3 separate regions of the Mus musculus genome follow, and regions 2 and 3 are each linked to region 1. Evidence: chromatin loops called from intact Hi-C (ENCODE). Cell type or tissue: left cerebral cortex. All regions are shown on one strand. Each heading gives the region's core, and the rest is flanking DNA. Links, peaks and the distances in the headings are about the cores only.

Region 1 (7,945 bases), core at 1,852-6,851:
GTACAGCTGTAACTCTGTTTAAATTTTTCTAGAGTTTAATGTAAATCCTTGGGCAGTCACTTATCAATTGTTGAATGCTGTAAAATCCTTAACAGAAGACAAATGGTTATAAGTGAAAATAGGTGAGTACATTGCCTGGCTCTCAGTGGGCACTCAGCAAACATTAGAGAGGGCAATGTCTGTCTGTCACTCCCTCAGAACGCTACATAGTTTTCTCATTCAAATCAACATATGCTACTATGTTTCAGGTCTGCATGGCCTTGTGACTGGATAAACCCTGTTGTTTCTCTCTGAGCTAATAATTATCCACTAAGGACACACTCACTCATTCAGTATAGCGCATGGCATTGCTTTATGACTCAATCATTTATGCTAGGCTAGTTTTAGTATTCTGCTTCAAATGATCAATGAGGGAGACTTACAGAATTGCAGGAATTCCCTCTAGGTGATGTGTTGGTAAGCATACTTAGACATATATTAACAGTGCTGAAGGGAACTTTAAACATTCTCTTTCTCAATGCTACTATAAAATGAATCCTAGATATGTCTAATGATTTTTGCTAGGGGTTATATATATTTATGGTTTTGGTTACTGTCTAGGAAATTGGAGCTGTGTACTCTTTAATAATGAACAAGGAAGTAGGTACTGAGGGAAATATTGGAAGGTGGTTTTTACAATGTGAATGACTTTGTACACATGCTATTTATTCTCTTCAGATTGCTTCACATAGCAATTTAAATTGCATTACTCATTACAAAAATCCATATGCCTTTTGGGTGCTATTGTTGCTTTGTTTGTTTTCAGCCTATGGAGGCAATGATGACCTTGGCACAAGGCATTTCCTAAGGATTAATGAGCAGTTGGGGGTTAATGACTATCAATTCCTCCCAGCTAGTCATCAATCCAAAGGAAGCAAAGGCAGCAAGGCCATTAACTGCATTACCAACTTTCTGAAATCAGATTCTTCTTTGTCTGCCTTGCTAAGGACTTTCATTTTGGATGAACTTGTTAGTTTGTTCAAAATTTTTCACTTACCTGGACAGGGACAGAAAAAATGTTACCCATTATTTGTTTTATCTATCTATCTATCTATCTATCTATCTATCTATCTATCTATCTATCTATCTATCTATCTATCTATCTATGTATCTACACACACATATATATAACAAATATATATATATATATGAGAGATACGTTCATGAAAACAAATCACTTTTTAGTTAATATGTATGTCATATATAAATATACATATAGATATGCAGATATCTGCATTTATATCAAATTATTGGTAATAAAAGAAAATATACACATATTGAGTTCCTTTGGGCTACTTTGATTACCACAATCTGACAAGCTTGGATTTGTTTTTATCTTTTCATCCTTATTTACTATTCCCAATTCAAAGTCTGAAGGGATTCATCCCATTTCATATTAAGGCAAGCTAAAATATGTGCCAATCTTCTGAAATATCTTTCCTCAATATACAATATGAAGGCTGGTTTGATAGTATGCTTGATGGCCTGTTTGGAGTTTTTAGTATAGTTTTTTTTTATGAACTATCATTTTTCATTGATTCTTATCACATCATTGTTCTTCATTGATGTTAATAACACGAATATGTCTCCATTTGACACCAGTCAGGTGATGACCAACAGCCTGAAAGATAAGTCAACAGTAATGTAATTTTGAGTGGCAATATCCTTTTAGTAATAAACTAAACTCCTGTGAAAATGAATCTGAAATAGACACAGTCATAGTCCTCACCTGTTGAAGATTCTCTGGTATTTTATTTTCTCTTCCTGCATCTAGGCTCTTCCATTGTCTGTTTTGTCTATTGTTTATGTGAGACAGAACAAAAAAACTGACTGTAGTTTTGGTGTTTAAGATATATGGCAAATACGTGACACCATGGCAACCTACATCCAAAGAATTTTTCTGTAGACATTTTTCCTGAACACTTGCTGAGGAACTGAATTTAATTCTTTCATCTTAGTAACAGAAGTTGATGTCTTATCCCAAGACAACAGTAAACACACTTACAAAAACACATAACGAATTGACACACAGAGAGATACCAGTCCAATATATTATTTCTAAATTTGAAACAGATCTACAAGTACTACAGTAATAGATCTATGTGCATAGAATGTAATCATTTTTGAACTGTAGGATTCTATGATTAGACAATGATAAAACACTTGATACAATGAAAACAAAAACAAATATCAAATATTTAAATACCCTTCTAATTTTTCTCTTTATTATCTCTTCTGTCACCATAATAGCACAGAATATAAAACAAGACACACAAACTTACACTAGTTTCACAGAAAAACATTGCACAGACATATTTCTGAGTTTTAATTTGTTTTTCATTTGGATTGGTTGTTTAAGTAACTGAAAACTGATTACAAACAACATTTTTAAGGCCACCTCTTTCTTTTAAATCATATATATATATATATATATATATATATACATATATATGTATATATAGTGTGTTCATAAATATATATACACACACACATATGTATATACATACATAGGAAATAGATCATCTGCACTACTTTCAATAACTTATTTAAATGCTTATTATCTAATTCATTTTTTTACATTCTTAATTCATTTATGTTTTATATTTTGGGGGGGAGTTATAAGAAATAGTCATCCAGTCCATTCTTCACTATTTTTACTGATAACAGAAATAACTTAAGTCATATTGGCTCTCCTGAATTTTAATAATAGCCTTTAGTTATCAATTATTGCAAAATTGGTTTATCTACATGGCTCCTTACTAAAATTTAAATACGTTATATAATCAATAATTCAATATAACAACTATTTACTAAATAGTTAGATGGAATCCAGTTTTACTCTTTAAGAAACTTTTGAGTAAATAAATAAGGTAGCCACCTAGACAAACATTGACATTCATGAATAAATTTGCTAAGTTTAATCTTGGCTTTACTGACCACTAGGGGAAGAATGGATTAGTAAAAATCTTAAGAGAATAGAATTAGTTATGGTAAATAGGTTCTGGTTGGACATAATTTAATGAAATAATCTGAGTGAGGAATTCAAAGCCAAAAGAAGAAAAAAAATATCTGAAGGGGAAATGTAGGATGATCTGATTAGAATGTAAAACAGAATGCCATTGTTACTGTAGTAAGACTCTCAGTAAACAAGTCTTGGACAATCATATGCTATAGCACCTTGGAGTGAATACTTCTCATGCCATGTTAAGGCACTGTTTATCTGGAGATAATTTGGTCCTACAGGGGGCTGTCTGGAAATATTGGAAGACATTTTATTTTTCACTTCTGGGATTGCTGCTGGCATCTAGTGGGTGCATGCAGTAAAGGACCGAGGAATTTATTGTCAGATACACTTTGTTGCCTAGTTTCTCATCTGATACTAACTTCAGTTACTTTAAGCAAAAACATTACTGTGAACAATTACTATGGGAAAATATGAAAACAAAATAACAGCTTTGAGGTAAGGAAAAACATGAGCTAATCATTTGGTGTCCTGTGAACTTGAAGAAAAGGAGAAGAAGAGAAAGAGCAGGGTCTTTGGGCCCCAGATATTATAGTATATGCACAAAGGATGCTACTTGAAGTATACCATGCACATTTCTAAGAGCTAGAATGTTCTGATTGCATAATCAGAAGAATCACACACAGAGCAATTTGGAGTCTGAGACTCAGTGGTCCTCCTCTTCACTCTGGCTAAGCATTTAGCTAAACAAATAGTTGTTATAAAAACACAAACATGGTACTGAACAACTCTAATCCCACCAAATAATTTGAAAAACAACTCTGTCATCTATATTTTATATTTTCATAAATAATCAATCTCAAAAAATGGATATGATTCTAAGGGATTCACATTCAGACAGAAGGCTCATACTAGCTATCTTTATTTTCTTTGCATCATAAGAAGGCAAGTAAACAAGGAAGCCAAAACTAAATTAATTTTATGTTTAGTTTTGCCAAGAGGTTACTGATTGTGGGTGTGTATTTTTTGATTTAGGAGAAGTTGACTTTTTCTTGCTAATATGAAGTTGGAGCTGTGACTGCCTCCTTAGCCTGCTCATCTATTATAATGTGCTGCTTTGGACTGTGACAGTAGCTCAAGGAAACCATTTTTTTTCATGGATTTTAAGAAAAATGTTCCTAATGGGTCTGTGGAGCACATTTTGCAATGATAAAGAGGCCATGGCCTTTAAAGGGCACTCGCCTTTACTGACTTTATGATTTCTTATCCTCTCCTTTAAAAAAATGGGGGTGGGAGGAAAAGGATAGAGAAAAATACCAATAGCTGGAACCGGAGCGGTGAAGGTTACTTACCAGTTCTGAGGGTTAGGAGCCATGAAGCAAAACATGGAAAGGATCTGCTTCCTATAAGTAGAACCTTTTCAGACAGCCATGTTATTTTAGGCACAAACAGCAGATGGCATTGTTTGGTCAAACATCAAACAGGGCTGCTAGGATAATAAATGAAAAGGGAAAATGAGGAAAATCTTCTCTACTTTCTCCATCCAAAAAGCACTCAAGAAAGATCAAGAAGAGAGTGAAATGATCTGCAATTTGCTGTGTAGTTCCAGCTCTTTAGCAAAAGTAACTACAAACCAGAAATATAACTCGGAAATGGATGAAATTCTTGCTATAGGAATGGGACTCTACTAGATGCTAAGGATCCATTAATAAGTTCCAGGCTCCCAGAAACAGTTGGTTTACAGTCTCAACCATCTACACGCTGCCTTTGTCAATTTACCCATTTTCTCATGGATGCATGCTTTAACAAATACTTGAACAGTATAATTTTAGGGAATTGCTACTAAGTTATGTGATTATCAGCACTCTGATAATCTTGCATCAAGGCTTAATAGGAAATAAAAGAAACACTTGTGTTTAGAAAAATAATATACATTTATTTATATATATATATATACATATATATATACAGTATTCAATCTCATATATACATATATACACATATATATGAAATTGAAGTATTTCAATATTTTACAGTGGAATAACCAGGTATAGTAATTTACAATGACATTCTGAATAGGTAAATGTAAAAATAAAATTCTTGATGTCACTTTCAATGATCAAATAAAAGGTGATATATTTCTCTCTCTCTCTCTCTCTCTCTCTCTCTCTCTTATGGGTATTTGCACTATAGGGAAGCATACTGTAAAGGACAGAGGTATACCAAGTTGAAATATTTGGAAAGTAAAGAAGGGTCCATGAAATTGAAGGAATAAATTACAGTAAAACTAAAACATAACAAAATGAATTAGAAACATATTCAGTTTGCATTGTTTTACAAGAATATGGAGGCAAAATAAGAATTTCAATGGAAAGACAACACAAACATGTTTATATATTTAAAATGCACTAAATATATTTCATGAAGAATTAGATATGACAGGCCAACTGTGAAAAGGGAGATAAGATATTTTAGAGGGTGTCCAAGTTAGAAATGAAATGTCATGGATAAGAAGGGAAATGCTAGGCTATGTTTAGGAGTACTGCTAAAGAAAAGAGTGCTGGGCATGATGAGAATACAGAAAAAATAAATAAATCATCGAAAACTACAATGTTGCCTTGAGCTACTTGGTATATGTTACTAGCCTTGACAGTGGGACAGAGGCAGTTTTCTGTATATGCTATGCTATTTAATTCATGCAGTCTTTACAGTGTATGCTTATCAGATCTTATCACACCTACTTGGGAAAATGTAACTCATGACAGACTTTTAATAAAGTTTGAATGAATAATAATGGTAAACTAACCCTGCAACAGAAGTCATTTTAGTCCAAATCCTGCTTTTATTCCACTAAGTACTACTGTAAGAAACTAGAAATTCTCCCCCATGTACTTTAATATGTTTCTAGGTTGTAACAAAACTGAAGCTGAATGCATGCCTACTTCTTCCACACAATTCACCATATAGATTTGAGTAGCAGCGATGATTCGTGTGTGACTTCAGGATGAAATTTTTTACTCTAGCTCGGTCCTCCATCTGTGCAATTTATATTTCATGTTCTTGGAGATGTTAACTAGGCTGGGTCAATTTCAAACTTTGTAACTCTGTCGTAGGCAATTCAACTGAAGATCAGCACCATGCAATTTTAAAGTGATGTGTGGTGTGTAGATTATTGAAGTCACTTTCCCGCCATAAACTGGACTTTCCCCTTCAATTTCTGTTCTCCACAAAGGCAGAAATAATGTCTTCACAATATCCCTTCATGCTTAAAGGTCTCAATTTTTTTGTCTTAAATATATTTATTGAAGCCAATCTAAACAGTTATGTTAGATGTGCAGCAAGTCCCAATGGATCAAGTTATACATCCAAATTTAACTCCTCTGCATCAGGAGTCCTTGACTTTGACTGTAAGCTTAATTTTTATTCTTCCTTTTATGACTAATATCAATTTACCTCCTAGACCACTAAATTTCCTCAGTATAAATCTGTTTCTATACTTAATTATACTTGAAATATTTTCTGAAAATTATACAATAGGTTATGCCTACATCAATTTTTAACTATGACTCAGAACATTTAAATATTTTCTACATCAAATTGCAATGCACAGATGCAAATATACACACTTTCATGTTCTGAGTGTGAATTTATATTATCCACATTGCACCCATAACAACATTCAAAAATTCAGAAGACTTTCTTGATTTAGAAATTTTGTTTGCTTTTTTTTTTTTTTTTAATAATCCTTGGTTTATTTTCCAGAGCATAGCATTATGTTGGTTGTTACCACCTGGGTTGTCTTCTTTTTTTCTTTTTCTTTTTCTTTTTCTTTTTCTTTTTCTTTTTCTTTTTCATTTTCTTTTTCTTTTTCTTTTTCTTTTTCTATTTTTCTTTTTCTTTTTCTCTTTCTCTTTTCCTTTTCCTTTTTCTTTCTTTTTCTCTTTTTCTTTTCCTTTTTCATCTTCATCTTCTTTTTGTCTTTGTCTTCTTCTTCTTCTTCTTCTTCTTCTTCTTCTTCTTCTTCTTCTTCTTCTTCTTCTTCTTTTTCTTCTTCTTCTCTTCTTTCTCTTTCTCCTTCTCCTCCTCCTCCATCACCTCCTCCTCCTCCTTCTTCAGCTTTTTCTTTTTCCTTTAATAAACCATTGTCTCTATATTCAGTTTTTACTCATTTAATCATATTCTAATGTCACATATAATCACTAGTCATATATTACAAGGGTGTAAGTCAAGGTTTCTTAAAATGCAAATGTGGAGGCAGATTCTTTCTCATAAAACGCACTTTCTAATACCTAAATGTCATTTTAGAAACATTTTTGAAGACACTATGCTTGAAGAACAACTGTCTGTTGACTTGACAGGTCAAGTCTGAGAGTTGCAGCCATTTAAAATCTGTACTGTTCTCATTATCATTACCTAGAGCTGGTCTTGAGTATATTTATCTATAAAATGTTCCTTGAAATTCTGCATGCATATGTACTCCTGCACAAAGCTCAACATTCTTGGAAGGCTGCATTTAAAAATGGGGTGTAGGCAGTATTAGAAAATACTGTTAAAACAAATTTGATTTAAAAAGGTCAGCTCCCATTGGTAATAGTGTGATTTAATTTGAGTCTTTTTCTCTTATAGTATTTTTAAATATAAAAAGATGCTGATAAATGATTTTTCAGCAGAAAATTTTATTGTTGTGACAGGAATAAACTTTAGTAATTTTCTTGCAAACAAATCAGGGTAATTGTGATTAATTTGATGAGAAGAATTCAACCAGTAAAATGTCATAAGAATTTCAAATTTTCAACTACTTTTATCTTTTCTTTATTAACTTGATGAGATGATTTCAGAAGACAAAAAAAAAAAAAAGAAGAGAAAGAGAGAGACACAGAGAGAGACACAAAGAGAGACAGAAAGAATGGATAGATGTTAGGTGATAGAGAGATGATAAAAGGT
Region 2 (7,945 bases), core at 970-5,969, 140 kb before region 1:
TTTGGCAGAACCTAAAAACAAGTTAAAAGGAAGGGTCTATGACTGGGATATAAGGTGAATAAATAAATAAATAAATAAATAAATAAATAAATAATAAACAAGTAAATAAATAAAACAAGTGGACGGAGCTAAGACATGGTCTTAATTTGGCTTCTAATAAAAGCTAAAATTTTAAAAATACTTCTGCCATTAGAATTACTGTCACATAATTTTCTCCAGTGTCTAGGTTTCTAATTAGCATTATTTGTAAAATTTATTGAAATTTTCTCTGCTTTAATAATAGTATACATATATTTCTCAATCATCACTTCTCAAATTGTACTACCTGTACATTTTTACAATAAGTTGATACAAATAGATTAACAAGCAATGGTGCCTTAACTTGTTCAATTTTCTAAGTACATTTATGGTTCCTGTTTGGCCTTTTGAAATAGTGATGGTAGCTGTCCTTGAGAATACCATTTTTAACATAGGCATATGTAGTATAGTGTTATATTTTATCTCACTCGTATTAAATGCTTAATGCAGATTTTGTCAGACACATTCCTCACAGGCATCACTCACAGATAGTGTAATTACTCTCCCAAATTAAGTTGTTCACTGCACAGTATTCAAAGCTGGGTAAGGTTTGCCTTCCCACTCTGGAAGGCCTACCACAAAGATTATGGATTTCGAGCATGGAGATTACCTGAATACAAACTCTTGCAAAGAGAATCAGGGTGTAAGGGCTGAGGTTCTTCTTCCTATCAAAGTGTAGCTGCTTTTCACATTATATCAAGAACAGCTTTTACTGAACCCAGTTGTTTTGATCTTATGCTTTGAAATGATGTCTTCTCCTTTCTTGCAAAAACAACTCCAAACAAACAAACAAACAAACAACACCAGAAATAACATAAAACAAAAAACCAACAGAATAAACTAATTTAGGTGAAGGATAATGCTAAGGGAAGATCAAACTGAGTTATGTTTGAATTTTATTCTTCAATCTTTAGTAATGAATGTCTTGACTATTTGAAATATTAATGTTTTGTTAAATATTCACTGAAATGTTTTCTACTCATTTTAGATATCTTCTACTTAGAAATTAGGAATAGTCGTAATTTTTTTAGTAGATAAAAGTACGTTGATAGTGATTTTTACAGTGTTTAGAACATCTCACTTTTCCTTTTCATCTTATGAACAAGTTTTTTATCTCAAGATTTCCAATACAGCTGCATATTCTCTACTAGCTAACGAGATAATGCCTGAGGAGCTGAGAATGGGAAGGTGCCAGGGAGGACTTACTTGGGAGAGTCAGTGCTGAATCTGGTGATTCCTTCTTGCCAAACTAAAGTTGCCAGGAGCACACTGTTTCCTTGAGAGTAGCTCATCTGTTCAATCTCACCGATCTTGAAGAAGTAATAATAAGAAATGCAAAGGGAAAGCAATTATTAAAGTGGATATGGTATTGCATAAGGGTTCACAGATTTAGAATGGGAAGATCATCTGTCTTTGGACAACTAATATACTTTCATAATTATTAGCCTCATCTATTCCTGTACATATAGCCTAAGCCATTTTGATTGAGATCTTATTATGAATGCATATGTTTATTTGCATGTTTTGGTTACTAAATCAAGAACCCACTGTAAAATATTAAGACATTTATTCTCATGACAAAGGATGTGTGTTGTTTAATGATAGCTTGGTACTGAGGTGTAGATTTCAGTAATTAAGACAAAGATTCTAAGAAAGCTTTGGGACCTTTGGAAGCGTAAAGAATTCTTTCTCCTGAATTTTTGCAGCCAGATCTCAGATGTGCAGACTTTTCACAATCTTTGGTTGATAGTATAAAAAAATGAGGGAAGGAGAGAGAGAGTGGATAAACCTGACCTGCTGTTATAATGCAATAGAGAGAATGTTACTTGTTTATTGGCTAATCCCTAGAGAGACTCACTTAATCTAGAATCAGCATTCTAATGGATTGTGAGGGAACTTGGGTTGGGTGCCTCTCAAAGTCAGAAGCCACCCAAAAAGAGTTAACATCTATGAAATGGTGCTCCGGAAGGCAAGAATGGAGCTATGAAGGCTTTCTCTGTATTGTTTGAACGTTGCCATGGCAATCGTTTCCAGCAGAAGTTACATGTTTTCAATTCCCCAAAGCATCAAGCAGGCATTCCCTCTCACCCATTCTCCATCCGTGCCTGTGAGCCTTCATTCAAGCCATTGCCTTCTTCTCTGTCTGTCTTCTCTCTTGTCCTCACTTCTCTCAAGTTATCCCCCATTAATAACAAAAGTGTCCCTACCCTAAGGGGTCACTTGTGGCAGAAAGTAATTCAGGCATATAGTACTCTACTCGATCCATTTTCCTGTTTCCCCCCTTCTGTTTACGTATTAAAGACCTAATTAGACTGAAGCTGTGGATAGAAGCCGGGTTCGGCTTTCCCTTGTTGGTAGGACACAGAACATATTATAATGGTTGGTGTTGTGGTGATATGTTAATTGGATCGCTCCAGGCAAGTGCAGAGCAGCCGTCTCTGACAATTAGAAAGAACAATGGCTTTACTATGAAGCAGCTCCCTCTCTGAATCAGTGCAGGGATTAGCATGCACTGCAAGTCTCTAGAAGGTTCCTGTATACCCAAGACAGATCTGCAGTTAGAAATGCATCCTGTCCCTTTAAGCAAGAATGCTGCTGCCTTTCACTTAGCTTATTTTCCTGGCATGGGACAAGAAGTGAGGGTAGATCTGGCTAGGTGAGCTGCAGAGGAAACCCTACCCTGTTGAAGACCTAAACCCTAGGATATATCGTGAGGATATTAGCACGGTCTCTTTGCCTGCTTAATGCACGTGGCTGGTGAATTGTGAAATGGGTCTCATTAGAGCCTTTCATATCCTGGAATGTGCCAAAGTGCATTGCAGGCACAGCGCCATCACTTTGGGTCCAGCCCTGCTGTTCTTCACAGCAGCCAAGAAGGGACAGAGGCTCTGTCTGTATTAAAGGCCTCAGTCTCATTCCCCTCTGTCTACTGTTCATTGTAAGGCTCCTGTGGCCCTTTCAGCCCAGTCAGGGATGAGGCACAGCACATTCCCTAGGTGTTTGTGGAGAAGAAATGTGAAAGATTCTAAGTATCACTGTGGAGTTTAAGGCAGCCATTGGAGGCTGCTACCTACATAACCCCCCACTCCCAGGATGCCTTTAGGGTTGCACTTGTTTTGCTTTGTTTTTGTTTTTGTTTGCTTGCTTGTTTAATTGTTTTCCTGAAAATATTTCCAGATACTCACCTGAAAGAAAGTATGGGTAGACTGTCCTAACTAAGCCACATTGTATTATTAGATACAAAAACTCTTTGCTTTCCCCCACTAGCTTGACATACTAAGGGTTTTGGAATGAACCTATATATCCCAGAATATAGCCCCATCTGTATTATGAGCTACCATACATTGAATATTATGTATCTCAGTTGCTTGGTGTTAATTAAAATACAACATGATTCTAAAAAGTCCATAATATAAAGGCATAAATAAATCTCAGAACCAAGTTTAGACAAGCCTCATGTTACTGGTTCAGCACACTCTTCGTTCTTAACCCCAAATTTCTCAACTATATTATGGGAATAACTATAGTATGGGTGATGAGGATACAATTGAAAATATGCATTAAATGCATTTATCAGGGTTTTTTTTTAAGATTTTTTATTTATTATTATATGTAAGTACACTGTAGCTGTCTTCAGACTCCCCAGAAGAGGGAGTCAGATCTTGTTACGGATGGTTGTGAGCCACCATGTGGTTGCTGGGATTTGAACTCTGGACCTTCGGAAGAGCAGTCGGGTGCTCTTACCCACTGAGCCATCTCACCAGCCCCAGGGTTTTTTTTTTTTTGTTTGTTTTTTTGTTTTTTTTTTTTTATATACTTCTAAATGTTTGTTAAAGGATTTGTCTCCTACTGCCCCCTTTCTTCTTGGATTTTTAGACAGGGTTTCATTATATAGTGCTGGTTGGCTTAGAACTTAATATGTAGATGTCCCAGGACTCTAAATGGCAATGAGGTAATCTTCCTATATCTGCTTCCAAGTGGTGAAACTACATACATGATCACAATCCCTCCCAAATTATGTTTTCTTATAAAAGCACTGTGAAATAAAGACTAGATGTTTGTCTAAAGAAGAAAAGGAGATTAAGAAAAGTGACTAAGTGGTTATTTTTTAATGACAAAGGAAAAGGGCATTAGAAATTGAGTTTCCAAATTTAGGATGATGTAATTCAAGATTTGTCCTTTGTAAGTTTGTAGTTTTGACAGCAAAATCTATAGGATCGATGGCATTGTTGCTTTCATCTTGAACATCTGATTTGTGTTCATACATATTAGACTTTTTTACGTCACTGATGAGCTGCACCTTGTTATTAGCAATTAGCTACTCAGGAAATGAAAGAGGAAAAATAGCTATGAAGAACTGAAGCAGAAATAAACGAAAAGTCCTACAAGCCTATGGAAGTCAGGCACAGTCTGACCCAGCTGTTCACAACTCTACAGGGACCTCAGTCCTTTTTGGGTAGACTTCCCACATGCACCATTCTCATTTGGGGGCATTTGGCTTCCACTTTTTCAACCACTCATTGAAAGATCCACATGTGTGTCCCATCATTCACAGACATCTTAAGGTCTCTATTCACAGGCTAGCACAGCCCTATTGGAGAAATAATTTAATCACAAATGGGGGTTTCTATCCCGTCTTTGATCATTTAGTTCTACTTCCCTGCCAATAACCCCACATATGACTTACCATATTCTGCCTGGCTGCTCTTAACTCCAATTGGCCAGCCATCATGGTCATGTTTTCATGACTCATCTACTCCATGGCTTACTCTCCTATCTCCTACTTCTTTTTCTCATGGTCCTCCTCAGAGCCTAAGCCAGGAAACTGAAAACTTCACCTACCTCTCTTATGCCCAGCCATAGCTCGTCCACATCTTTATTCAACCAATAGTTTTAAATTAATGTGCAAGGTCACATAGCATCACTTGCTGTATAAGAGCATTCTCTTGTTCTTGACTCAAAAATAGGCAGTATTTAGCATTGTAACACATAGCAACAGACCAAGACTCAACAATTCCCCTTTAGTTTAAATAAAAAGGCTCTTTCTGTTATAATACTATGCCATATTATTCATGGGCTGCTCTTAAATTGAATTGAGTAAACTCCCAGGATGAATATGGCAAGTTATATTTCTGGGTTATTGGCAGGGAAGTAGAGATAATAGCATAAAGGGTAGGTATCTGCCCAGCTCTAATGCATAAGGCTTATCATAAGTATAAAAGGTTTTGGGTCTCTTAGCTGGGAAATGAATAATCAAAGCTGGGTTAGAAATCCCGATTGATATTAAATAATTCCTACATCACCACTCATATGCCCACTCATAGACTAGTGCTTGCTTGAAAGGAATAGAATTAAAAGTCAAGAACATCCGTCACTTAAAACTGAGGACCAATAACAGATGCAAGAAGGTAATATAGGCAATTTTACGAATCACAATTTGTATACTTGGAGAGAAAAACTATCATCCATATCTATGTCATATCCAGTAGTTCAGAAGGGGATTATACACTGGCACTTCATACTCTAAGTAACTCATACTCTACCATACTAGAGGTATTAGTTATGTTGATACTTATCTGAGATGCTATATTTTACATAGGTATTGAAATTTACTATCTGTCTCAAGAACTGAAAATCATCTGTGCCCATGAGTTTTGAAGAACCACTTCATCTACGTCAATGTTTCCTTTGCACTGTTCCTCTCGTCCTTAGGAACAGATATGTACTCGGGGAGACTGTGGTGGGGGGAGGGAAATGCCGGCTTATTTGAAAGATGAGGAAATTAAAACAAGAACAAAAGATCCCTGGAGATGTCCTTTAAATCTCAAACACCCACACTTCTGGTTAGCTGCATTAACCATGCTTCTCTCAGCTTTGATTTAATGTAATTTGCTAGCACATAGAGTTGTGGCACTCACTTGCCCTTTCCTTGAGATCTTCATTTTCCTTACCCAGGCTTGATATTCCAAATAACATGCCACAGTTTCCTTTGCCTCTTCACTGAAAAGAGGGAACTGTACTTACATTCAAATAACTGTTTAGCAGTTTCTCTGAAAACAAGAGGTTGCTTATCAAGTACAAAGACAGCAGCATTACTTTTTGTAGGCTTGCATGTGTTTAAAGAAAAAAAAAAACAAGATTACTTTTTTGTACTTGAATTCCATGCTGAGAACACTACGGTGCAATGATATGCTTCAAGCAAAGTTTGTATGTGTCTTCGAAAGGTTCTCAGACAGACAAAAAAATATGAGGTAGGTTTTTTCATTATTATTGTAGAACAATAAAGATTGCCATTTGCATTCCATCTTAAAGTTGCCATGCCAATGGATTATTATATGTGATTTTTGTCAGTTTGTCTTTAGAACAGCAGCATTAATGCTAAGAAGAAAATCAATAGTATATGCTAATTATTAAGTGATTATGAAGTGCATTCTAAATGGTTTGTCTTCTATAAACATTGAGTTTACAGGTAAATAAGATTATAGTTTTCAAAGGACAGGAAAGGGAAGTTTAGCTAGGCTCAGTCACTTTTCGTATCATAGAGTTAATGAATGTAAAAAAATGACTGTTCCAGTCAACCCTGATGATTTCTCTGCTAGCCACTTTGTCCTAGTATGGCTTTACATTACTAAATATATGCCAATTTGGGAGCTGTAGAGATGACTTGAAGTTAAGAGCACTGGCTGCTCTTGTAGAGGATCTGGGTCCAATCCCCAGGACCGACATGACAACTCACAACCATCTGTAACTCCAGTCCTGTGGAATCAAAACCCTGTTGTGGCTTAGAGTGCATCAGGTACCCATGTAGTACACAGATAATCACATCAGGAAACAGACACATTTAATAATAAAATAGATTTTACAAATATCTTGTCATTTGATTTCTCCAAACTTAAATCAAGATATCAAAGACTGATAGCCATTTTATTTGCCATTTTGCTTTTAATTTTTTATTAGATATTTTCTTCATTTACATTTCAAATACTATTCTAAAAATTCCCTATACCCTCCCTCCCCCCCGCCCTGCTCCCCAACCCACCCACTACTGCTTCCTGGCCCTGGCATTCACCTGTAATGGGGCATATGATCTTCACAAGACCAAGGGAGATTTCCTCCCATTGATGGCCAACTAGGCCATCCTCTGCTACATATGCAGCTAGAGACACAGTTCTGCGGGTGGAGGATACTGGTGAGTTCATATTGTTGATCCTCCTGTAGGGTTTCAGACATCTTTAGCTCCTTGGTTACTTTTCTAGCTCCTTCATTAGGGGCCCTGTGTTCCATCCAATAGATGACTGTGAGCATCCACTTCTGTATTTGCCAGGCACTGGCATAGCCTCTCAATAGATAGCTATATCAGGGTCCTGTCAGCTAAATCTTGCTGGCATATGCTGTCTGGGTTTGGTGGTTGTATATGGGATGGATCTCTAGGTGGGGCAGTCTCTGGATGGTCCTTCCTTCTGTCTCAGCTCCGAACTTTGTCTCGGTAACTCCCTCCATGGGTATTTTGTTCCCCATTCTAAGAAGGAACAAAGTATCCACACTTTGGTCTTCCTTCTTCTTGAGTTTCATGTGTTTTGCAAATTGTATCTTGAGTAGTCTAAGTTACTGGGTTAATATCAGTGAGTTGCTTTTAATTTTTATTATTTTATTTTAGGGACATTTTGAGCTTTGACAGTTTGTTACAGTGTTTTGCAGTATCTGTTTTCTTGACAGCTCTGGATATTCACAAGTAATGATTATGCTACACTGCTTTAAACATATTGACCACTGAAGATGAGAAGATAACTACACCTGAACCCCAAGAGTATTGCATGAACCCCAGTTACTTGTCTTGCCCTAGTAACAGTGAATAAAACTTCATACT
Region 3 (7,945 bases), core at 1,519-6,518, 150 kb before region 1:
CATATCTGCATACATAAAGAGATGCAAGAAGTGTCTTTATCGGTCTCTTTCTCACTTGTTTTGTTAGACATTGATTCTCACTGAACCTTAGTTCACTAACTTGACCATAGTGGCCACTCAGAGAGCTCCAGAGATTTCTTATCTCTGTCTTCCCAGTTCTGGGATTAGAGATGAGTACACAGTGCTTTTCATGGAGATGACATTCAGGTACTAGAAATTCTGCAGCATGCACTTTGCTGACTAAGGCACCACCCTAGTTCCATGAATTATCATTAAATTAGTAGAACTATCTATTGATTTTTTTCATTCAAACAAGTGGGCAGTTCATTTATCAAATCAATAAGGATATATTAAGTAGCAAAGTATCAGACACTGTGGTCTGATTTTTTCCCTTTATCATTCCCTTCTTCATTCTTTCTCATTTGCTTTTCCATTCCCAAACTAATACTAAAGAGAAGTATAATAAACAAACAAACAAACAACAAGAGTAGCAGGAGCCTATCAAGCAACCCCAGTCAGGTCCATAAAGATGAGGAAAGACAGCTAAAGGAGATATTTTCACATTGCCAGGTAGATGGGGTGAATGGGAATTAGTGATGTCTTCCATAATGACAGGCAGTAATAGGAGATTATTAAATCCCCTCTTTGTTGGGATGCATCAAATGACTGTAACATGGGAATGTACACTGGACTGTACAGGCAAGATAAAAAACTGAGACAAATATTAAAATCCAAGAGAGAACAAGCAGTAAATCTAGATGGGGTAAATGCTGCATTTTGGAGTTTCCATCATCAAAGGAATGTATTGGAAATAAACAGCTGTCTTCATATATACTTGCACTTTAGTATCCTCATCTGTATTACTAGAATCTAAGAATATACGCTTGTTGAGATGCCTTCTGGTCCTGAGGCACTGTCTGTGTTATATTGCCTAACAGCACATATGACCATAACAATATAGCATTTAATATTAAAGTAAATTTTAAGTTAATTTAATAGGCTTAATTTATATCAGCTTGTGTGAATTACAGAGGCAAGCTTGATATGATTATTCTCTGTTTATAATATATTTGAGACTAAAAGAGAGAACTCTCAGGTTTTGTTCCATAAAATAATGACTTAGACCTAAAAATATATACTGTGCACTGACAAAATTGCCTATAGTTGTGGAAAATCACTCCTTAAATCTAGTGAGCAACATGATATACACAGTCTTTTTATTTTCTTTATTTTTAAACAAAGTTACTGAATTCATGCTATTTACTGGTTTGTGTTTCTGATTACAAGATGCTGTCCCCTGCTGTTTGCTAAAGATTATACCAGCTCAGAGTCACCAACCCAGAGAGAAATAATATGACAAGTTTATTTGATCTTAACATCAGAAGATCAAAATGTGGACTTCTGTGTATCTATAGAAGAAAAACCACCTTGGGGACATCACCTTCCCTCTGCCCAAGTTGTCTCACTGCAGTGACCTTCATTTCTAGACAGGGCTTTGAACAGAACAGCTGATGCGCTGGAAGCATGAGGATGGAAGGCCTTATTTACTAAGCAATTATTTCTTCTAAAAGACAGCTTATGAAGGATCTTAAACCCATGTATCTATTAAGCATAACTGACATCCCTGATGGATTTATATATAAACACTTGTGTGTCTCAACTAAGTTTGCATGTGTGCTTTTAGGAGCGTTCCCTTGCTGAGTCTTTATTTCGGTTCACTTTAACGAAGACCACCCAGCAGTATAAAACAGTGCCATCTCTACAGAACTACAAACTCTCCTCCGGGGAACCACACTGATAATAAGAGCCAGTGTGTTCATGACTGTTTTCTATATGACAGGCTGCTCTCTGTGTGACCGGAAACTTGAATTCATGGGAAATTAGAAGAAGTGAAATTGACTGGATCTGGGTTCAATATTTGGCTGTCATTTACCAAGTATATCATGACATTTCACTTTGCCTGCCTTCAAAATCGTTCAGCTGTTTGAATATTAAATAAAGTGATGCATAAAAGAGGCTGCAAAACATCATACAGAAGCGTGATTAATAATTGACTATGAATGCAAATATGAATATCAGATGACCAGTTCAGTGTCGTGTAGAGCAAATAGGCAACTTTGGTACTGTAGATAGGCAATGAGACACTAAGCAGAACTAGGACATCTTCCTTGATTCTCTACTTAGCATCATTCCTTCCTTTTATGTCACTCAAGAGAATACTTAACTCTGAAGGGTGATAAAGGTGTCTAGTAACAGCTGGTATACCTCGGTTTGAATTACCATACTGTTGATCTTCCCTATGCTGTCTATTTCCCTAAAAAGAATTCCTAATACCTTTCAATTTACTTTTAAAAATGGGGGGGGGGCAACTTCTCTGAACCCATCCAGAGCATCTAGGGAAAGAATTTTCCAATGTTTCCCCAGTGAGTAAATGATGCTTGACCAACACAAACTGACGTTATAACCAGTGGCTTACTAGTGTTTGTGAATCAGGCCATGTAACATCTTTTTAAATATAAAAGCATTAACTCCTTCACAAATTCACATTGTACATGTGTAACAACTACATCAATGCTCTCACAAACCTATTGAGAAACCATAAGCAAATGAAGCTGAATCTGCGACGAGGGTATTTTCCCTTGCAGGTGATGACATCTGAAATCCATATTACCGCTTCTCCTTCGCCTTCAAAGAAATGTATAGATATACATTTTTGAACTCCAAAGAACTAAATATATAGGGGTTTGCATATAATATAAAAGGGAAAAGAACATTTGTCATGAACTTGGATAGGCCTTTGATATCCCTGTAGTAACACAAAAGCTCTTATCTTATTTCCCAGCCATAATTTTTTTTAAACATTTGCACACTCTGTTTGAGCCAAGAGTGGTATCTGATATTTGGAATGTTATAAAACAAAACCACAAACACACACACACACACACACACACACACACACACACACACACACACACACAAATCAGATGACCAAATACACCATAAAAAAAGGCCCTAGGAGAAATGAAACAAAAATATTTATTTACCTTCACTTTCAACAGGCACAGTCGCTAATATTTATAATCATCACTTTAAATTTCATTTGACCTCATATCTCAAATATGCTTGGGAGACTTAAAAATGACTGACTGTAGCTAATGGAAAGAGTTTTGTGATAATTATATACCAGAGAAAAATGTCAAAATATGTAACTATTTTATCATTGTTCTATGGTCCCCGCTTCTTAGGAAAGGCAGTAGAGGTGAAATTTGCCAAGTGCTCTTCTAACACGGGGTGATGGAAAAGCCCACATTCAGGAGCGAGGGATGCTGGAATTGAGTTGTCAAGCTGTCCCGAATGTCTTGTACAAACTGAACAGGCCAATTTACTGCAACACTGCCTAGACTGAAGGCTCCTATCTAGCCTTTACACTTGTTTCCTCCTGGAGAGATTACCCTGCTCCCCCAAGCTTTCCCTCCCTGGCAGCTCCTGACCTACCCTGGATTCCTCCTGAAAAACCAATTCTCCAAAGGAGAGCAGTCTTAATCCCTACCTTGGGACCAGCGTGCTGGACTTCCCAGAGAGGCTCCTACCATCAATCTGAAAGGAAAAGCTTAGTGTTTGTTGATAATTTTTAAATCAAGTGGTGAATTGATTTCAATATATTCTCTTTTGTACCTTAAAACTCTCAGCTTTCGGGATGAAAACCAGCAAGCTTTAAAAAAAATAAAAAATAAAAATAAAATTGACAACTCCCACACAGCCTGAATTGCTTTTTCTGATTACAAGCCTCGGACGCTGAGGGGCTGCTTTAAAACGGCGTTTTTCCGACTCTCCCCTCCAGGTGGCAGCAGTGCTACACCTCAGTGGTTCCAATCCCTTTTTCCCTGACTTCAAGTGTTAATGCAATTGACCAATCACTGCTAAGATGATGGGAGGTAATTGGGTAATTGTATTTTACTGATCTCTAGCGGAGAAAGGGAAAGGGAAAGGGGCAAGAAAGAGGGCCAGAGGAGGGGAAGGGACTGCAGTCCTGGAACGCTTTGGGGAGTCAGGACCCTAAGTAACAGGACCTGGCATTGGTGGAAAGTCTAGACTGGCAGACGCTGCCAACCGCTCAGTGAGCGCTTTCATTTATCTGGGAAGAGAGAAGAGAGAGGAGAGGGAGAGAGTTCACCGCGAAGTGGATGGAAGGGGAGCCGGGACTATGGCACTGAGACCGGCGCAGAGCAGCTGCGCGCCCGAGGACGAATCTCCTCCAGGAGGACCAGCGGGCGTCGGGAACGGCTGCGCACAGAGGAATCAACTTGTGGCTCCAGACCGTCCCCAACGCAGCTGGAAATGAGATCAAAGCTGCAGTTTCATTCCAGAAGGATGAGAGGAGCCAGTGATTAGAGAATTTTTTTTAACCCTCTTCATTCCTGTTTCGTTACCCCCCCCCCTTTTTTCTTTAAATATATTTTTTGAATATTTTTTTTTCCTTTTTAAAATTACCTAACACCACGTCAGCCCCTTCACTTTGTTTTCCCTGCTTGAAATAAAAGCCTAGCCTGAACTTCCACAACCTTGGGGACTCGAGATCTACTGCTGGATGATGGAGAAGGGGACACCAGTGCTGGCAGGGGCCGCTGGCGAGGGACCGCATCGAGCGTCTCTCCGGTGATCCCTGCCCTGATCGCCCAGTTCAGCTATACCTGGAGGACCTGTACCCAGTGCTGGGAGTGGGGGAGGGGACCCAGTGAAAGCCACCCAGAGCCTTAAAAAAAAAAAAAAAAAGTAGCTGACCGGGGGCGGAACGGGTTTGTTCTTGACAGCTGACGGAGCCTTGAAATTTTCCTCCTCTACCTCCGCCCCCTCCCCCGCCCCTGCCCCCCGCACTCCATTTAACGTGAGATTATGAAATCGCAGAGGCGGTGGAGGGAAGGCGACGGGATCTAACAGGGAGTTTGGAGGGGCGAGGGGGGAAGGTGGCTGGGTGGCTGAAATCAAAAATCCAATTGCGCACTGGGTTGTGATGAGAAATCTAATCAGATCTTTGACGAAGGGGCCGGCCGGAAGGGTAGCCGGTGGGGGCAGTTGATCCCTAAATTCTCCGAAGGGAAAGCTGGGGAAAGGAATCGAGGATGTAAAGACAAGACTTTTTTGTTCTTCTTTCTTTCTTTCTTTTCTTTTCTTTCTTTTTTTCCTTTTCTTTTTCTTTTTTTTTTTCTTTCCTTTTTTTTAACCCCCGGAGGAGGTGGCTTTTGGGTGCCTTGCTAAAATGAAGGATACGGGACGCAGCTCTCTCTTGGAGCAGAACGCAGAGGATAAGGTGATGGTGCCAGAGAGAAGAAAGAATGAAGCTTTTTCTTGTGAGACCTGGATCGTAACATAAATGTGTATATGGCCACACGGAGAGCATTGGGGGGAAAAATGAAATAAGCTGATGTCAGACCTGCGGGGTTTGGTGTATTCTGACATAAATAATCATAAAATAGCTGTCCCCCTCCCCCAAGGATGTTTGGAAATGAAGAACTGAGGATCCACAAAGAAAAAGTGTGCTCATTTTTCTCTGTAAAAGAGAAAGTACGCCAAGGAGATATTTTTGGAATGAAAAGTTTGGGGCTTTTTTTAGAAAAGTAAAGACCTGATATATATATATTTTTTTTTCTTTTGGAATTTCCCACAAGAGGAGAGGAAATTAATAATACATCTGCAAAGAAATCCCACTGAAGAAAAGTTGACCGTGGAAGAAGGAAGCATTGATTGGGAAAGAAATCAGCAGAGGACCCTTGGATCAGTGCCCGTGTTGACTAAAATTGAAGGATAATTGCAGTTGGATTTTTTTTTCTTCACCAACCTCCTTTTTTGTGTGTTTTCTTTCTCGTTTTCTTTTGGTGTCAAGACCGTGCATTCTTTCTTGTTCTTAACCACCTGGATTTCCCTCGGGATGTAGCTGTGCTGAAATACAGTGAGTGATCCTAATTTTCTTATTTATCAGGGCAGAAATTGTTCATTAATTTAGTGTTCTGGTTCTCTTTCTTTCCCCCTCCCCCCTCACTGTGGTTTTTTCAAGGACCCGGCTATTGGGAACAAGAAAATGAGGGACAGGGTGGCCCACGCAGTTGTTCCATCAAGCTGTGCTCACTGATAAGCTGGACTGCTATAATGATGCAGGTTGTCTGCATTCTACGCAAATGCCTTTGCAAGTGTTCAGTATGGAGAAGAAGGAAAGAAAAAAAAAGCTCTCCATGAAAGCTGCTGCAGTGTGGGGTGCGGATGCTAGTGATTGACACTCTAGAATGCATTTAAGTTACCAGGAAACCCCAGAGTTAGCAGCACAAATGTTGGCTATTGGAAATCGAAGGGGCCCAATTTAAATTTCATTATCCAACCCGACACTGCAGATCAACAGAAGTATTAACACAAAACTAAGATACTCAAGCAGGTGAAGGATGGCTTCTGGCTAATTCATAACAGGGAATTGTGCGGTGGCAGAGGAAGTGGTAGAGCGCTTCCTGCACTCCCTTGTCTAAATGTGGTCTTTGCATCCCTGGGGGCTTCAGTGATGAAACTGTGACTGAAACAAGGAGGACCCATTCACCCCACCCCTTGTAACTTCAGACTCCCTTGGTTTTCAGAGAAGTGGCACTCAGATTGTAAAGGACCTGAATATTTAGCATAGGCTTTGTGAGGAACCCTCCAAACACCACTAAGATACAGCTTTTGAGAGAAAAGGCAGACATTTACCGTCCTGCGGTAACTTAGAAAGGAATACCAAAGAACAATTTGTGTGTTGAGTACCAAAGCTTATCATGGACCAAGTTTGCTTTGAAAGAAAGAAGTCAATGAAGACAAACAAACCAACAAACAAAAGTAAATAATAATTAAATAAAAGAGAATGTTGCATGTGATTTGAGAGGCTGGGACCTACAGGATCACCTCCCCCTCCTCCACCTCTGTCAGAGTCTTAGAGCTTGTCTGCGATACAGAAATGCTTTCACCCCCACCTATGACACCCACCTCTCTCTGGAGGCTTCGATTAGAACCATGAACTGTCAGGTAACTTTAGAACTATATCACACAGGCTAAGCAAAGAAGAAACTGAGGCCAGGAGAGAAACCATAATTCCTTGGTTAATGACCAAACAAGTCTGAGACAGATGACTCACACAAGCCTCAGAGAAGCAGACAAGTTTTGAATCCAAACTAGGAAGAAATCTGGCACATATATGAGGCTCACAGCTGCCATTTTTATTTGGGAGAGAAAGGCACAGTGATCTAGAGATGATGAAGTAAACTTCTGTCAGTGTAGACAACAAGATTTCTAAGTGCCAACATCCCTCTCCTCTCCTCTCCTCTCCTCTCCTCTCCTCTCCTCTCCTCTCCTCTCCTCTCCTCTCCTCTCCTCTCCTCTCCTCTCCTCTCCTCTCCTCCCCTCCCCTCCCCTCCCCTCCCCTCCCCTCCCCTCCCCTCCCCTCTCCCTCTTATCCCCTCTCCCTCTTATCCTCTCTCCCTCTTATCCTCTCTCTGTCTGTCTCATGGTTCACAAAACTCTGGCTTTAAAATATTTAAATCCCAGAAGATCCACAAGTCTGAAATATCCCAAAGGAGATAGAAGGCAGCTGCCTCCTGAGTGCCCTGTTAGTGCTGGGCACGTTTATTGCTCTGAGTGGTAGACTCTAGAGAGTCATTAAGGATCTGTGGAGTTAGATTTATATTAGAGAGGTGATAATAGAAACCAGAAACACTCTGCTAACAGCATCTATGTCTGTTCTTTCGCTCCCATCATCTGTTCTTATCCTTCTTGTTATTCCTTAACTAAGGTAGCCTACAGCAAAGCACTTCCCTAATTTATTTCTCTAGGCACATGTTTCCTGTTGGGAAACACAGATTCTGTAGGAATTTACCAACTTATGAAAACACATGTGCAAATTATTTTCCTTGAGAACTTTATGGAGGCTTCTATA

The links. Hi-C counts contacts between places; a loop is a spot of excess contacts. Peaks named below come from ENCODE experiments on the same cell type or tissue, not always from the same donor. Only the 100,000 strongest peaks of a DNase experiment are listed, where the experiment ranks them.
Region 2: a loop joins it to region 1, with 2.7 times the contacts of the local background. A loop is called at or near these places in 5 of 42 quality-filtered maps.
Region 3: it touches region 1 in a loop (4-fold over the local background); 5 of 42 quality-filtered maps call a loop at or near these places.

The regions. Positions count from the first base shown.
Region 1 is chr2:97,610,479-97,618,423 of GRCm38, forward strand. All of the region lies in intron 8 of Lrrc4c (leucine rich repeat containing 4C), which reads left to right. Among named protein-coding and RNA genes, the nearest start is that of Gm22313, 380 kb to the left of the region's middle. In left cerebral cortex, for the core only: CTCF peaks have their summits at 3,013, 3,238 and 4,450 (motif pointing right); a DNase peak (open chromatin) is centred at 4,436; H3K27ac peaks cover 594 bases.
Region 2 is chr2:97,476,227-97,484,171 of GRCm38, forward strand. The region is part of intron 6 of Lrrc4c (leucine rich repeat containing 4C); the gene reads left to right. Among named protein-coding and RNA genes, the nearest start is that of Gm22313, 240 kb to the left of the region's middle. In left cerebral cortex, for the core only: a CTCF peak has its summit at 3,759 (motif pointing right); DNase peaks (open chromatin) are centred at 2,158, 2,474 and 2,894; H3K4me3 peaks cover 1,108 bases; H3K27ac peaks cover 2,095 bases.
Region 3 is chr2:97,462,474-97,470,418 of GRCm38, forward strand. Lrrc4c (leucine rich repeat containing 4C) reads left to right here. Exons shown (of 9, transcript NM_001363047.1): 6 at 5,667-5,947. Among named protein-coding and RNA genes, the nearest start is that of Gm22313, 230 kb to the left of the region's middle. In left cerebral cortex, for the core only: a CTCF peak has its summit at 3,843 (motif pointing right); DNase peaks (open chromatin) are centred at 3,473, 3,907, 4,766, 4,908 and 2 more places; H3K4me3 peaks cover 3,054 bases; H3K27ac peaks cover 3,039 bases.